2 separate regions of the Homo sapiens genome follow, and region 2 is linked to region 1. The links are chromatin contacts, found by POLR2A ChIA-PET in ENCODE. All regions are on one chromosome and are shown on one strand. Each heading gives the region's core, a stretch centred on a gene start or an enhancer-like site at or near the end of the contact. The rest is flanking DNA. Distances are from core to core; before and after follow the strand shown. Region 1 holds the start of ANKS3 (ankyrin repeat and sterile alpha motif domain containing 3). Region 2 holds the start of RFWD3 (ring finger and WD repeat domain 3).

Region 1 (7,948 bases), core at 3,023-5,522:
CCACTTCATACTGGCCAATGGAAGCAGCTGTGTGAAGATCCAGGGGGACATCCAGCTCCTCCCCGCTGACCTGTGTCCCGAGCCCGTGCCACATGGACAAGCTGCGGTTCAGGAGTTCCGGCTCGCTGGCTTCATCGCTGAGCTCGGACATCACTGAGGAGGAAGGCCCAAGGGTTAGATCTTTCCTGGCTGGTTGTTCCAGGGCATGAAACAGGCTGGTCCTGCCCCTGCTACACCACTGCACTAGCAGACTGATAACCCAGTGCAGTCAACCCCGGGAGTAACTCAGACAAATTTATTTGCTGAAATAATGTATGCTTTGGGCAGTCCCAACCATGCTAAATCTGGTGAGCCTGCTATCACACCAGTAAAGAGGAGCACATATGGTGAGGCATTAACTGTGGAGTACCTGCTCCTCCTTCCAACCGCAGGCACCAGGTAAAAGAGAATTCTCCACCAACTCTAGGAACCTGACAACCTCTTGGATGGGCAGTGAAGAAATGCTAATTGGGTTGTTTAACCCAATCAGTTCCTTGATGTGGTGGGGAAGAACCCTGGATTTGGGGTTTGATCAAAATTCAGCTTGGACCCGGTGCGGTGGCTCACACCTGTAATCCCAGCACTTTGGGAGGCCAAGGTGGGCAGATCACTTGAGGTCAAGAGTTCAAGACCAGCCTGGCCAACATGGTGAAATCCTGTCTCTACTAAAAATACAAAAATTAGCTGGGCATGAAGGCCAGCTACTCGGGAGGCTGAGGTAGGAGCATCACTTGAACTGAGGAGGCGGAGGTTGCGGTGAGCCAAGATCACGCCATTGCACTCCAGCCTGGGAAACAGAGCAAGACTTTGTCTCCAAAAACAAAACAAAAAAAAAAAACAACAAAAAAGCAGCTCTGCTACTTAGCAACTCCAATCCCTAGTGCCTCACTGTCTAACGGGGACATATCTAAAAAGGCTGCTATTATGATACATAAAAGAATGGATAAACAAACGGTGGCACATCCATATAATGGATGCTACTCAGCATTAAACACAAGGATCCAACAGTTGACATGCAACACGTGAATGAATTTCAAATGATTTACGCTAAATGGAAGAAGCCTGCCTACAGTATAATTTCACTTACATGACATTCTGGAAAAGGCAAAATTAAAGGGTTGGAGGTTGGGGCAGAGAGGGAATTTGGGGGACGATAGACCTGTATGACTGTGACGGTGGATCTGTGACTCCATGCCTTTATGAAACCACAGAACTGAACACCAAAATGAATTTTACTGTATGTAAATTTTATTTATTTTTTTGAGACAGTCTCGCTCTGTTGCCCAGGCTGGAGTGCAGTGGCATGATTTCAGCTCACTGGAACCTCTGCCTCCTGGGTTTAAGGGCTTCTTGAGCCTCAGCCACCTGAATAGCTGAGATTACAGGTGTGCGCCATCATGTTAGGCTAATTTTTGTATTTTTAGTAGAGACGGGGGTTTCACCATGTTGGCCAGGCTGGTCTCGAACTCCTCACCTCAGGTGATCCGCCCGCCTCAGCCTCTCAAAGTCCTGGAAATATAGGCGTGAGCCACTGCACCTGGCCTGTAAATTTTAAATATAAATTAATTTTTCTGGAATGGTTATGAAATTGAAAATTTCAAAAAAGTAAAAATAAATTTTTCTGAAAAAAATAGAAAGCAATTCCCCAACAGACAAACCAGGATGTGACTGGTGGCACGCAGCAACCGTCAACTGAATAGGAATCCACTTAGGCATCCTTTGAAGAGAGAGCTATGGGGGGAAATATAACAGGCCGGTGAACTGGTGAGGTAACACTTTCCCCGAGATGGGCCTACATGGGTAACGGCACACCAGGAATCCCCAAATCAAGGCAAGGTCATCAGCTTCCTAGTAGAATCCTTAGGTACAAGAGTGCCAGGAAACAAGGGTAGGAAAGGGAGCAAAGGCGAAAACAAAGGCCTTGTCAGGTTGTGATGACCTACAGGTGCTATGGTAGTTAATAGATGCGATGAGGACCTCAGTTTCTATTAAAGAATGCTTCCAAGCCCCAGGTGACAGCCAAGATGGCTAAAGAAACAAGCCACCAATGTGGGAGACGAACACTTCACAGACCCTTGGTGAAGAGTGTGTGTAGGTGCGGTGGGGCAAGCAAAGCCCTCCTTCCTGGAGCCACCACCTCTTCAGCTAGCAGAGCCCAAGATCGTGCAGTGCCCTTCCCTCACTTTGCAGGTGAGAATCCCACCCTAACAGCCCTGGCCAACGAAGCCTGGATAAGAAACCAAACGAGCTGAGGGTCAGTTCAGAGTCCCTTCCATACCTCCCTCAAGCCTTCACTGGGCATGTCTCTTCCACGCCAAAGGCCTCCTGCAGGGTGAGGCCGTGTTCTCTATTTACTGGAGACTTGCATATCTGACATCCCCAGAGGTCTGAAGGACAATGAGAACCAGACCAAGCGTGACGGACCACTTGAGGCCAGGAGTTCGAGACCACCCTGGCCAAAATGGTGAACTCCCATCTTTACTAAAATTACAAAAATTAGCTGGGTGTGGTGGTGGGCGCCTGTAGTCTCAGTACTCAGGAGGCTGAGGCAAGAGAATCGCTTGAGCCTGGGAGGCGATTGCAGTGAGCCGAGCTCAAGCCACTGCACTCCAGCCTGGGCAACAGAGCGAAATTCTGTCTCAAAAAAAAAAACAAAAAAAAAACACTAAAGTGAAAACTAAAATGTCCCATCCCGAGTGGTGTGGTGTAAAGTAGCATTAGAGATAAGACGTTTTAGTTTTCATTCAACTTTTTGGTTCTGTCCATTCTGAAAATGCTAAGTATCTGTTACCTTTACAGTGAATCCTAAAGAAAATGTGGTACTTAGACACAATGGAGTACTATTCAGCCATAAAAAAAGAATGAGATCCTATCATTTGCAAAAACATGGATGGAAGCGGAGATCGTTATGTTTAGTGAAATAAGCCAGGCACAGAAAGATAAATATTGCATGTTCTCAATTATTTGTGGTTATCTAAAAATCAAAACAACTGAACTCATGGACATAGAAAGTAGAAGGATGGTTACTTCTAGTGTAACCAAGGCTGGGAAGGGTAGTGGAGGGTGGGGATGCTTAATGGATACAAAAAAAACAGAATGAATAAGATCTAGTATTTGATCAAGCCACTGCACTCCAGCCTGGGCGACAAAGCGAGACTCCGTCTCAAAAAAAAAAAAAAAAAAAAAAAGATCTAGTATTTGACCGCACAACAGGGTGACTATAGTCAATATAATCTAATTGCACATTTTATTTATTTATTATTATTTTTTTTGAGACATAATCTCACTCTGTTACCCAGGCTAGAGTGCAGCGGCGTGATCTCGGCTCAATGCAACCTCCGCCTCCTGGGTTCAAGCGATTCTCCTGCCTCAGCTTCCCGAGTAGCTGAGATTACAGGTATGAGCCACCATGCCAGCCTAGTTTTCGTATGTTTAGTAGAGACGAAGTGTCCCCATGTTGGCCAGGCTGGTCTCAAATCCTTGACTTCAGGTGATCCGCCCGCCTTTGCCTCCCAAAGTGCTAGGATTACAGGCGTGAGTGAGCCACCGCGCCCGGCTGCACATTTAAAAATAATTCAAAGAGTATAATCATATTGTTTGTAACACAAAGGATAAATGCTTGAAGGGATGGAGACCCCCATTTTACATGTGATTATTACGAACTGCATGCCTGTATCAAAATCTCTCATATACGCCATAAATATATACACCTACTACGTACCCACAAAAATTAAAAAATTTTTAAAAATCTTAACAAATGTGATGCTGGTGGTAACTGTCACGCCCACAGAGGAGGTCTGTGAAAGCACCCAGGCACCCCCTCTCGCCCCGTGGAACCGCATCGCAAAGGTAGCTCACTGGCCCCGGGGCGGGTCCCTGGCCGACAAACCCGTAACTCACAGCAGTGACGCTTCCCGACGCCCCCCGGCCACATCCCCACAGGAACGCTACGGCGCACAGGGCATTACTGTGCCCCCACCACAACCACATAAAGAAAATGTGGGGGCTCGGTCCTCCAGTCACGCGGCGAGCAAGTGCAGCGCGGGACGCCCGAGCGCCGGGTCTAGGCGGGCTGCAGGTGCCGGCAAGTGCTGGGGCCGGGCCGCCGCGGAACCCACCTGTGCTGGGCCTCAGGCCTTGCGCCGCCCTCGGGCTGCCGTCGCCAACCCCCCCCAAACAGCTCGCCGCCACGCTCCCTCGCCGGGGCACCGCCCCCGGCACCCGCCCCGGAAGTAGTTGCGGGAGGGCGCGGAGCACGCCGGGAAGCTCGCGGGTCGGCACCGGGACAGCTCCCGGGCGCCGTGGAATGCACACGTCCCGCACCCGGACCTTCCGGTCAGCTTCCCGGCTCGCTGTCTGATGCCCGCGGTAGCCAATGAGCTAGTGGTGTTTGTCCTGCTCCGTCCCCGCCCTCCAGGGGAACCAATCCCATTGCAGGAGAGGCAGGACGCGCAAAGGCCCGAAAGAGGAGCTGGGCGGGGTGGGGGGAAGGCGGAGGCAGTCTAGTAATGTAAAGCTCCGCTGAGAGGGAGAGTGCTGAAGAAGGGGACAGCCTCTGTACCTGCGGCGCGGCCCGAGGGGCGGACGCGAGCGGAGTGACGCGCTGGAGGCTGTTTATAGCGCTGTCAGGACAGCGCGGGGAGTGGAGGCAGAGGCCTGAGGTGAGGGGCCTCGGGCCTGCTGCGCCTGCAGGGAGTTGAACAAAACGCGGGGAAATACGGGCTGGGGGTGGGTGAGAGGAGGAGCGATGGGCTTTCCACTTCCACAGCTTTAAAATTTAAAAGCTCGACCCGGGAGGCTGTTGGCGTCTGGTTGCCATAACAACCGGCAGCCTCGTGGCAGGCCGGCTGGGGGCGGGGCTCTGAGAACCGGGGCGGGGCTGTGGCGGGGCTAACAGGCTGCAGCTGAGAAACCCACCCCGAGACGGAGCCGGAAGGCCGTTATTCAGAGGCGGCTCCGAGCCTCCCCTTCGCCTTCTGGATGCTCTGAGCTCCTCAACTTGGCGTTCAGGGCCCTGCATTGTCTGGTCCGTTTTCACCGGAGAGTCCAGCAACTGACACTTTCTTCCCTTAAACCTGTTGGGCGGTTCATTCCTTTGAGCTACTGTACATGCTCTTCCTTCTGCCGGTAATGCCGTTCCCTCCCCTATTGTCTTGTCCGCCTGAAGGGTTTATCAGAGTCTCTGGAGGCCCTCTTCATCCCGACGATTCTGTTGCCCTAAGAAATACTGTGCCCTGAATTGCGGAACAGAGCTCTAGTTACAAAAAACACCCGCTGGCTGTGTGCACCAGATGCGTCCCCAACCCGCTGCTCCCAGTTCAGAGTGCACCAAGCACCTGCCCTATTCCCAGAAGTACAGAGGAAGCAAGCAGCCCCCAATTCACATCTCCTGCCGCTGCCCTGATTGGGGATGAACGGGCACTGACTGCAGGGCCAAAGCCACAGCGGCCTCTCGAGCTGCAGAGTTCTCCTGACACTGGCTCTAGAGGACCCTCACCCCCCAGCTCTCAAGCTCAAGCTCCCCAGCCCCCTGAATAACAGGACCATCTCCTTTAAGACTCTAAGATATAAATGCAGGGGCTGGTCAGAGTAGTGACTCCAAAAAAAAAAAAAAATCACTTAGTGACTCCAAACTGTCAGCCAGGCGCGATGGCACATGCCTGTAATCCCAGCACTTTGGGAGGCTGAGGCAAGAGGATCACTTGAGGCCAGGAGTTTGAGACCAGCCTGGGCAACAGGGAGACTCCATCTCTACAAAAAATAAAAATGTTAGCCAGATGTGGTGGTACACACCTGTAGTCCCAGTTATTCAGGAGGCTGAGGTGGGAGGATCACTTGAGCTCAGGAGGCCGAGGCTTCAGTGAGCTATCATTGTACCACTGCACTCTAGCCTGGGCGACAAAGCCAGACCCTGTCTCCAAAACAAAAAAGCAAGGTGTCTTCTGTTCCTTGGTAAAGGGCAGTAAAGGGTAGTAGGACTTGAAATTCCCCCTGATTCAGAGTCCACTGTTGCTATTTACTAAACACCCTGAGCCTATGAAATGAAGAGAATAGTTATGCTATATGGGGTATATATAAAATATACCTATATATCATTATATATCGTACATATGGCATTCTATATAACATGTACATATATCTACATAGGTATATTTATATCAATACATATATTTGTATATTATTATGTATATATCACTATATACATTATATACCTGCAGGCTCCACATGTGTGCATGAGTGGGAACACACACACACACGTACACACACAGTGCCTGGCACTAACAGGAGCTTGCATAACTAGAAGGAAACTGAGGCAGGTGGTGAGGCCTGCCAGCCTGTTTGGTCTCCTACAGCTGGTAGAGCAGCCCCTGCTCTCCTGACCTTCAGTGGCCCGGACCCTCTTCCATCACCCTGTGTACCCCACAGAGCTCCCCGGATTATGGTGCACTGAGAAGGCATCTGGAAGCCTGGGCCCTCATGGCATCCAACGATAAAGGCATGGCACCCTCGCTGGGCTCTCCCTGGGCCTCCCAGATGGGGCCCTGGGATGCCATCCTCAAGGCTGTCAAAGACCAGCTCCCGTCTCTGGACTCAGACTCCCCTTTGGTAAGCAAGAACTCTCTCCCTGGATGCCTTGTCCTTCCTACCAGAGCAGGCATGACGCTGGCCAGGACAGCTTTGGAGCACTTCTCTGAAGACTTTTCCTGCTGACCTGTGCAGTTTGTTGTCATTTTACTTTAAATCGCATGGCCAGACTCAAAGTTGTGTTTTCTGGGTGCCTATTTCCTTCTTTACTCTTTCTTCTGCCTTGATTGTCATCTCTGAGCATGGGTATTGGTGCTCAGCATCTTGGGAGACCCTTTCAGTGGAGTTTTTGGTGCTGACTTGGAACCCAGGTCAATTTGATGCAGAAGCTCTGTCCTTTCCATTCTGCTATTCTCCACTCTCTCGTGCCAGGACAGGGCCAGAACACCCACTGAGAATGCACAATTCCAGTGCATTGTGATAAGCCTTCGAGGGATTCTGCATTTGTGGTTTGGGGTCCCTGAAATGGCTCTCAAAGACGCTCAGACCAATAGCCCTAGGTGCAGGCATAAGACCCTGCTAAAGATGCTCCTGGCGGGGGCTGCTCAGTGCACAGGTTGGCACTGGGCGTTAAGAGACAGTATGAGGGTTTTAAAAGGAACGGGCAGGGTTTGGGTCCTACCTGGGCACCAGCAACAGAGCTTCAGGGACCTCAGACGTCATCCAGTGCATGACGAGGCTAAGGAGAACCTAAGGGGACCCCACGCCTCAGTGCTCAGGGTGTTTTCACACCTTCAGTCTCATTTGAGAGTATGAGCCCCAACCCCTTCAAGAAGACAAACTAAGCTGTGTAAGTGATGGCTCAGGGTCACAGGGGATGGGGAGGGCTGGACCCTGCTCTTTCAGCTACCACCTCACTGCCCTGTTCATGTCACGAGGCATTAATGAAGCACCTGCTGTATGCGAGGTACTTGCAGAACCAGGAGCCCCAGTCTCACCTCCACGAGGTTGTGCTGCCAAGCCCATTTCTAAACGGTGGCAAGAAGCCGCGCACAGCAAGGCTGACTGGGAGAGAACCGGATCTCCCCCAGGCTCCTGAGCAGCAGGGCTGGACGGGCTGGATGGGCTGGGCGGGCTGGGCTGGAAGTGAGAGTGGAGAGTGGAGAGCGGGGGTGGCTAGGCCCTCAGGGCTCTGCCTGCTGCCTTGTCCTCCAAAAGCCCTCTCATTTGTCCACAGTCGGACTATGGGGAAGAGGAGCTGTTCATCTTCCAGCGAAACCAAACCTCCCTGATTCCAGACCTGTCGGAGGAGCTGGCTGAAGATCCTGCCGATGGCGACAAGTCCAGGGCCTGGGTCGCTGCAGCTGAAGAGTCCCTTCCCGAG
Region 2 (7,948 bases), core at 2,578-5,077, about 70 Mb after region 1:
GCCTGCCACCACGCCTGGCTAATTTTTTGTATTTTTAGTACAGCCGGGGTTTCACTGTGTTAGCCAGGATGGTCTCGATCCCCTGACCTGGTGATCTGCCAGCCTCAGCCTCCCAAAGTGCTCGGATTATAGGCATGAGCCACCGCGCCCGGCCAATACTCATGTTTCTTAAAATCATCAAAGCAGATTAAACCACCTGAGGAACAGAATGACAGAAGAGGGCTGAAGACTAAAGTCAGAGACACTACTGTTAAAAGTACAACAGAGTAAAAGAAGCCAGTTAAGGAAGATTATAAAGTAGGAGGAAACATGGGAATGTGGTGTCTTGGAAAAACAATGTTTCAAGGAAGGAACAATTGAGTGTCAAGTGCTACTGGGGGGAAGAACGGCCGCTAGATTTGGCAACATGAGGATGACAGGTGACCTAAAAAAGCAGTTTCCCTGAAGTGGTGGGGTCAGAGGCCAGACTGGTGCAGGCTGAATAAATGGAAGGAATTCTAATAAACATAGTGGACGAAGTACATATATGTATCTTTCTCTCTCCACTCCAGTCATTCCTAAAACCCACGAACATGACCCCCACAACCTGAGACATTTTTTTAAGAAAGGATAAATTAACCAGGACGACACAAATGCAAACAGGGTATGATATGCAAACCAGTTTTTTAAGGCCATAAAGGAGAAACTGATGATTGATGACTGCTTAGCAGAGCCAAAAGATAAAACTCAAAGCCTGCAAAGGGCACAGTGGTTGGGGTGAGGTGTGTTATTGAGAAGCAAGCTGATTCCCACTAAAGGGACTGTAAAAACCAGGTACCACAAAAGGCAATATTGAAAGATGGCGCTAAAAGAGAAGGGCTGGTTAAAAGCCAGTAAAGCAGTTAGCTTGACTCCTACTCAAACACCAGCCAGCTAAAACAAAACACAGAACAAAGCCCTTCTCCCCCTATGCACGAGAAAACTGGAGGTTTGAACCACACAGGCTTACACTCAGGATGGAGAGTGGCACAGTACTGAAAATAAGTGGGAAAGAAAGTCTGCAAACTGAACAATGTGAGATACTTCAAGTTTTAAACATTTTTTGTATAGATGGGGTTTCCCACGTTGCCTAGGCTGGTCTTCAACTCCTCGGCTCAAGCAACCCTTCTGCCTCAGCCTCCCAAAGTGCTGGGATTACAGGAGTGAGCTACTGCAGCTGCCTAACTAAAAGCTTTTAATGTTTCTAGGGTACAACGACAGTCTCCCAAGAATTGTGTGTCAGAACATAAGGCCCAAGCTACTTCTAGATGTACTCAAGAGACATTAAGCAACTCAGCCTTCAGGAAGACAAAGGGGAGAAATGGACTAAAAAGAGCAGAATCTAGGGGGCCGCACTGTCTACTCCCATATGGTTATTTAAATTAAATAAAAATCAAATTCGGCCAGGAGCTGTGGCCCACGCCTATAATCCCAGCACTTTGGGAGACTGAGGCAGGTAGCTGGAGACCAGGAGTTGGAGACCAGCCTGGGCAACACGGCAAAACCCCGTCTCTACAAAAAATACAAAAAAATTAGCCAGCCGTGATGGTGTGCACCTGTGGTCCTAGCTACTTGGGAGGCTGAGGCAGGAGAACCCCTTGAACCCGGAGAGTGGAGGTTACATTGAGCCGAGATCACGCCACTGCACTCCAGACCGGGAGAGAGAGTAAGACTCCGTCTAAAAAAAGAAAAAAGAAAGAAATAAAATAAGTTCCTTTGTCGTGCAGGTCACATTTCAACTGCTAGAAACACACATAGGGCGGGTGACTCCCATACTGGACAGCAGAAATACAGAACACTTTTCTCGTCGCACAAAGTTCTATGGAACGGTGCAGTTCTGGAGCTGAAGCTTCCTAACCACTGTAGGCCAGTCGGAGGTGCCTAGAACGAGAGACCATGGGCTGGGCACCCCAAACCTTGAGGATGTCACACAAACGCTGTTTTTTATGTGTGCTGTGAGCGGTGCTTAAAATGTCAACCTCAGACTTGTCATCTTTGTTACTCAGGTTTCAATCAATGGCCACAACAGGCAGGACGAAAGCCCCTCAATTAAAGGTTGAGAAGAGGTGGGCGGGGGAAGTGTTCAAATCTTTGCTCTGGCCGGTGCAGAGGGTCACGCCTGTGATCCCTGGACACTGAAATGCCCAGGCGGATGGATCACTTACGCTCTGGTGTTCCAGACCAGCTTGGGCAACACAGTGAAATTCCCATCTCTACCAAAAAAGAAAAATAGAACAGGTCAGGCGCGGTGGCTCACACCTGTAATCCCAGCACTTTGGGAAGCCGAGGGCAGACCACTTGAGGTCGGAGTCCCAGAATGGCCAATATGGTGAAACCCCGTCTCCACTAAAAATACAAAAACTACCCGGGTGTGGTGGCGCATGCCTGTAATCCCAGCTACTTGGGAGGCTGAGGCAGGAGAATCGCTTGAACCCGGGAGGCAGAGGTTGCAGTGAGCCGAGATCGCACCACTGCACTCCAGCAGGGGCAACAAAGCGAGACTCTATCTCAAAAAAAGAAAGAAAAAAGAAAAATAAAACAATGAGCCGGGCGTGGTGGCGCGCACCTGTGGTCCCAGCTATTGCGGGAAGCCGAGGTGGGAGGATCCCTGGGGCCCGGGAGTTCGAGACTGCAGTGAGCTCTTCCAGCCTGGGTGCAACAGGGAGACTTTTCTTTCTTTCTTTCTTTCTTTTTTTGAGATGGAGTTTCACTCTTGTTGCCCAGGCTGGAGTGCAATGGCGTGATCTCAGCTCACTGCAACCTCGGCCTCCCGGGTTCAAGCGATTCTCCTGCCTCAGCCTCCCGAGTAGCTGGGAAATGGGGTTTCTCCATGTTGGTCAGGCTGGTCTCGAACTCCTGGCCTCAGGTGATCCGACTGCCTCGGCCTCCCAAAGTGCTGGGATTACAGGCCTGAGCCACCGCTTTTCTCTTTATAACACCTTTTTCTCTTTATAACAGGAAAAAGGGAGGAAGAGAGAGGGAGAGGGAGAGGCGGAGGGGGAAGAGGAGGGAGAGGGAGACGGGAGGGGAAGGGAGAGAGGGAAAGAAGGAAATTAAATCCCTGTTCTTTTACTACATGGGGAAAGAAAGACATAGATAGATTAGATAGACAGATTAGATAGATAGATAGATAGATAGATAGATAGATAGATAGATTGATTAGATACATAGATATTAAATCCCTGTTCTTTTACTACATGGGGAAACTTTGGGCGGGTTTCCTAAACTCGGCTCAACTTGTTCTCCTGTAAAACAGGGATAATACAAGTCTTTACTCCACAGTTTCCGTGATGAAATTAAAAATGAAGTTCTTCCATCAACTTTAAAGTGATGAAGTAATCGGCGCTCAGAGCGGGCGCAGGCAACGCCGCTGAGGAGCCCGAGGCTAGGCTCTCGGGGGAAGGGCCGGGCGACCTCCCACCCCGGCCAGGGCAGGCCCCGCAGCAGCGAACTCGGCTCCTTCAGTGATCGCCCCGAGCTCTCGCCTGCCCAGCCCCCACGCCCAGCAACCCAGATACGCGCGGGGGTTCGGGCTCCTTAGCCCCGACCACTGGCGCCGCCCCGAGGGCCCGAATCCCCTCAGGCCGCCGGGTTCCAAGCCCGCGTGCAGCCCACCTCGTGGGGTGTCTCCTGAATCCCAATCCAGGAATCAGGCGTGGGGAGGTTTATCCCGAAGCTAGAGGCCCAAGGCCTGAGGAGAAGCAACACCCCTCCTCACCTGAAACCAGCAGGCCGCGGCCGGGCTCGCGAGCCCGCCGAAGACTCGGTAGTTACCTCGGCCGCACTCCGAATGCACCTACGCCAACTGCCACTTCCGGAGCCGCTCAAGCTCCCGCCAGAGCCGCCGGCAGGCATGCTCCTATTGGACAGAAGCCCTACGCTGTGGCCAATACCCACTCTTCTTCTTCAATGGGTCCCCCGATAGCTGAAGCAGCGGTGCTCTCATTGGCTGGTAGTTCGTCCTGACGAGGCGGGACCGCGCTTGAGGAAGCCTCCTACAATTGGCAGGAATCTACGTCCGTCACCTTGCACCCGCCCCGGAAAAAATGGGAGGTTTTTTTGTTTTTTTTTTGTTTGGTTTTTTTTTTTTTTTTTAGCGCGTTTTATTTGAACTTTCTGGCGGGAGAAAGTTATATGATTTCTCGGTCCATTTTGGAATGGGGATGATGATATTAAAACTGACTCCTGCTGCTTATCCCTAACGCTTTAGTGAAGGAGTTATCTGTATCCAAAGGATAGCAGCTAATCGAATAATTTCAAAATATTTCAATATTTTGAATTTCGGAGCCTGTAAAGAGGCGTAGGACAGTCCAGTTCATATGTATCCTCTCATGGGGTTGAAGAGCTCACGCAAAATACTTTGCCTACATAATCTCTTCAATCTCAAACCGCTGCAAGGGATCTGAGCTACTGAACAGTCTCAAATCACTTGTTAGGGCCGCCGCTCGCCGCCAGCGCCAAAAGAAAGGGGCCCCCGGAATTCTCCAGCTACGTACGAGGAGCGCGAGCCCACAGCCGTCTCGGCTCCGAGCCCGCCGCCGGCAGGAAAGCCACAAAGAAAACTGATAAACCCAGACAAGATGATAAAGACGATCTAGATGTAACAGAACTCACTAATGAAGATCCTTTGGATCAGCTTGTGAAATACGGAGTGAATTGTGGTCCTATTGTGGGAACAACCAGGAAGCTGTATGAGAAATAGCTTTTGAAACTGAGGGAGCAAGGAACAGAATCAAGATCGTCTCCTTCAGCAACAATTTCTTCTTCAGCAGAAAATACAAGGCAGAATGGAAGTAATGATTCTGACAGATATGGTGAAAATGAAGAAGACTCTAAATTGGGCTCAAGTTTGAGAAGAGAGAACCGCTAAACAGGGGAGTAAAGACTCCAGTAACCCTCAAGCAAAGAAGAGTTGAGCACAAGGAGAGCTATTCTCAAGCTGGAATAACTGGGACTGAATGGACAAGTGGATCTTCAAAAGGCGGACCTCTGCAGGCATTATTAACTAGGGAATCTACAAGAGGGTCAAGAAGAACTCCAAGCAAAAGGGTGCACGCTTCAGAATATTTTCGTATAGATGGAGCAGTAATTTCAGCGAGTACTCCCATAGCTGAAACTATAATTGCTTCAAACAACGAATCCTTAATTGTCAATAGGGTGACTGGAAATTTCAAGCATGCATTTCCTATTCTGCCAGTCACTGAATTCTCAGACATACCCAGAAGAACACCAAAGAAACCATTGACAAGAGCTGAAGTGGGAGAAAAAAAACACAGGAAAGAAGAGTAGAAAGGGATATTCTTAAGGAAATGTTCCCCTATGAAGCAACTACACCAACAAGAATTAGTGCTAGTTGCCGCAGAACAATCAAAGGAGCTGCAGGCCGGCCATTAGAACTCAGTGATTTGAGGATGGAGGAGTCGTTTTCATCTACATATGTTCCTAAGTATGTTCCCTTGGCAGACGTCAAGTGAGAAAATACAAAAAAAAGGGACGCTCCATTCCTGTATGGATAAAAATTTTGCTGTTTGTTGTTGTGGCAGTTTTTTTGTGTGTGTTTGGTCTATCAAGCTATGGAAACCAACCATGTAAATCCCTTCTCTAATATTCTTCCTGATGACTCTAGAAAACCCAACTGAATGGTATCTCTTTGGCACATTCAACTTGGTCTTGTATTTTTAGTAACTGTGTTGAAGAACATTCGTGTACGCTTTTTGACTCCAAGAACTAAAAATAATGTGATTTTGCCTCAATAAACGTAGTATTCCATTGGAAAGCAAACAAAAGATATATGAATGGACTTTATTAAAATGTTTTTGAACTTTGGACTAGTAGGAGATCACTTTGTGCCATATGAATAATCTTTTTTAGCTCTAGAACTTTTTTTTTTTTAGACAGGGTCTCGCTCTGTTGCCCAGGCTGGAGTGCAATGGCATGATTTCGGCTCACTGCAACCTCCACCTCCTGGGTTCAAGTGATTCTCCTGCCTCAGCCTCCTGAGTAGCTGGGATCACAGGCACGTGCCACTACGCCCACCTAATTTTTGTATTTTTAGTAGCGGTGGGGTTTCACTATGTTGGCCAGGCTGGTCCTGAACTCCTGACCTCAGGTGATCCACCCGCCTTGGCCTCCCAAAGTGCTGGGATTATAGGCGTGAGCCACCGCGCCCGGCCATAATGTTCATGATCTTGATAGAGTTTGGATTACTCATATGTATGCATTTGTCAAAACTCATCAAATGCTATCTTTAAGATTTGTGCATTTCACACAAATTTTTCACAGCAAAAACTTACCTTCCCACCCCCCCGCCAAAAAAAAGCTCATAGAGAGATAAACTCCAGTTAATGGCATAAATGCTGAAGTGTTTAGGAATGAAGTGCATAAAAAATCAGGATGAATTAATGGCTAGAAAGAGGCACAAGCAGATAAATAGGTATGTGATAAAACAAATATAATAAATTGTTAGTTGTAGAATTTAGGTGGTAGGTATATGGTTGTTCAGAGTACAATTGTACTGACTTTTCTGTGTATCTGGAAATTTTCATACATAAGTGTTGGGAAAAATCAGGTACAGGGCCTTGGAAGGCATCCTGTGCAAGTAAAAGGCCCTGAAGATTAAGCTTTATCAGGCTTATAGTAAATTCACCTATAATAATTGTGGGTCTGCCAGAGTATGAATAATTCATCTACCAGGGAGAATTTTCACTGTAACTCCTACAGTAAATAGAACAAATGATTTTAAAGATGAAAACAGTGGCTGGGCATGGTGGCTCATGCCTGTAATCCCAGCACTTTGGGAGGACAAGGTGGGCGGATCCCTTGAGGTCAGGAGTTCCAGACCAGCAGACCCTGCCTCTGAAAAAAAAGAAAAAAGAAAAAAGGAAGGAAGGAAAATAGTAAAATAGTAATACCTGCCAGTAAGTTCTACAAAATAATCATATTAAGTTTATATTCTTCTGCATTTTTTATTTATAGAAAAAAACCATGTTCTAGGTTTTAAAAAAATCAAGGATAAGTAAAAGATAAAAACATAAGGCCGAGTGTGGTGGCTTATGCCTGTAATCCCAGCACTTTGGGAGGCCAAGGTGGGAGTATCACTTGCGCCCAGAAGTTCAAGACTAGCCTAGGCAACACAGTGAAACCCTGTCTCATAATAATAATAATAATAGTAATAGAAATCAGCCATAATTTTCTTCACCAGAGATGATTACTAGAATACAAGACCCAAATGTATTTTTATTGCTGTCTTCTCAGTGATTGAAACAATGGACAGCACATTTGCTGTTGAATGATTTAGAATGAGTTCTGAAAAAAATGTAACTTTAAAGACAGGGATTAGTGTATCCTAGGCAAAGCACACACCATGAACAAAGGTATAAGATCTAAAATGAGACCAGGTGTGGTGGCTCATGTCTGTAACCCCAGCACTTTGGGAGGCCGAGGTGGGCAGATCACTTGAGGTCAGGAGTTCGAGACCAGCCTGACCAACATGGTGAAATGCTGTCTCTACTAAAAATACAAAAATTAGCCAGGTGTGGTGGCACACACCTGTAATCCCAGACACTTGGGAGGCTGAGACAGGAGAATCGCTTGAACCTGCAAGGCGGAGGTTGCAGTGAGCCGAGATTGCGCCACTGCACTCCAGCCTGGCCAACAAGAGTGAAACTCTAGGCCGGGCGCGGTGGCTCACACCTGTAATCCCAGCACTTCAGGAGGCCGAGGCGGGTGGATCACCTGAGGTCAGGAGTTCGAGACCAGCCTGACCAACATGGTGAAACCCCCATCTCTACTAAAAAATACAAAAAGTTAGCCGGGTGTGATGGTGAGCACCTGTAATCCCAACTACTTAGGAGGCTGAGGCAGGAGAATCGCTTGAACCCAGGAGGCAGAGGTTCCAGTGAGCCAAGATTGCACCACTGCACTCCAGCCT

What was found. ChIA-PET counts read pairs that join two places held with the same protein, here RNA polymerase II (POLR2A).
Region 2: POLR2A ChIA-PET joins it to region 1 with 8 read pairs in CD4-positive, alpha-beta T cell. The contact joins the promoter of RFWD3 here to the promoter of ANKS3 in region 1. POLR2A ChIA-PET finds 5 or more read pairs at or near these places in 2 of 52 experiments (CD4-positive, alpha-beta T cell and activated CD4-positive, alpha-beta T cell).

Annotation. Positions count from the first base shown.
Region 1 is chr16:4,729,999-4,737,946 of GRCh38, forward strand. ANKS3 (ankyrin repeat and sterile alpha motif domain containing 3) reads right to left here and starts at 4,273. Exons shown (of 18, transcript NM_133450.4): 1 at 3,940-4,273; 2 at 1,514-1,581; 3 at 1-153. The coding sequence starts at 151. It overlaps DNAAF8 (dynein axonemal assembly factor 8), which reads left to right and starts at 4,539. Exons shown (of 10, transcript NM_139170.3): 1 at 4,539-4,700; 2 at 6,466-6,645; 3 at 7,802-7,948. The coding sequence starts at 6,517. RefSeq lists silencers at 4,059-4,118, 4,169-4,398.
Region 2 is chr16:74,663,050-74,670,997 of GRCh38, forward strand. RFWD3 (ring finger and WD repeat domain 3) reads right to left here and starts at 3,828. Exons shown (of 13, transcript NM_018124.4): 1 at 3,737-3,828. It also overlaps the pseudogene TMPOP2. RefSeq lists a silencer at 3,358-3,507.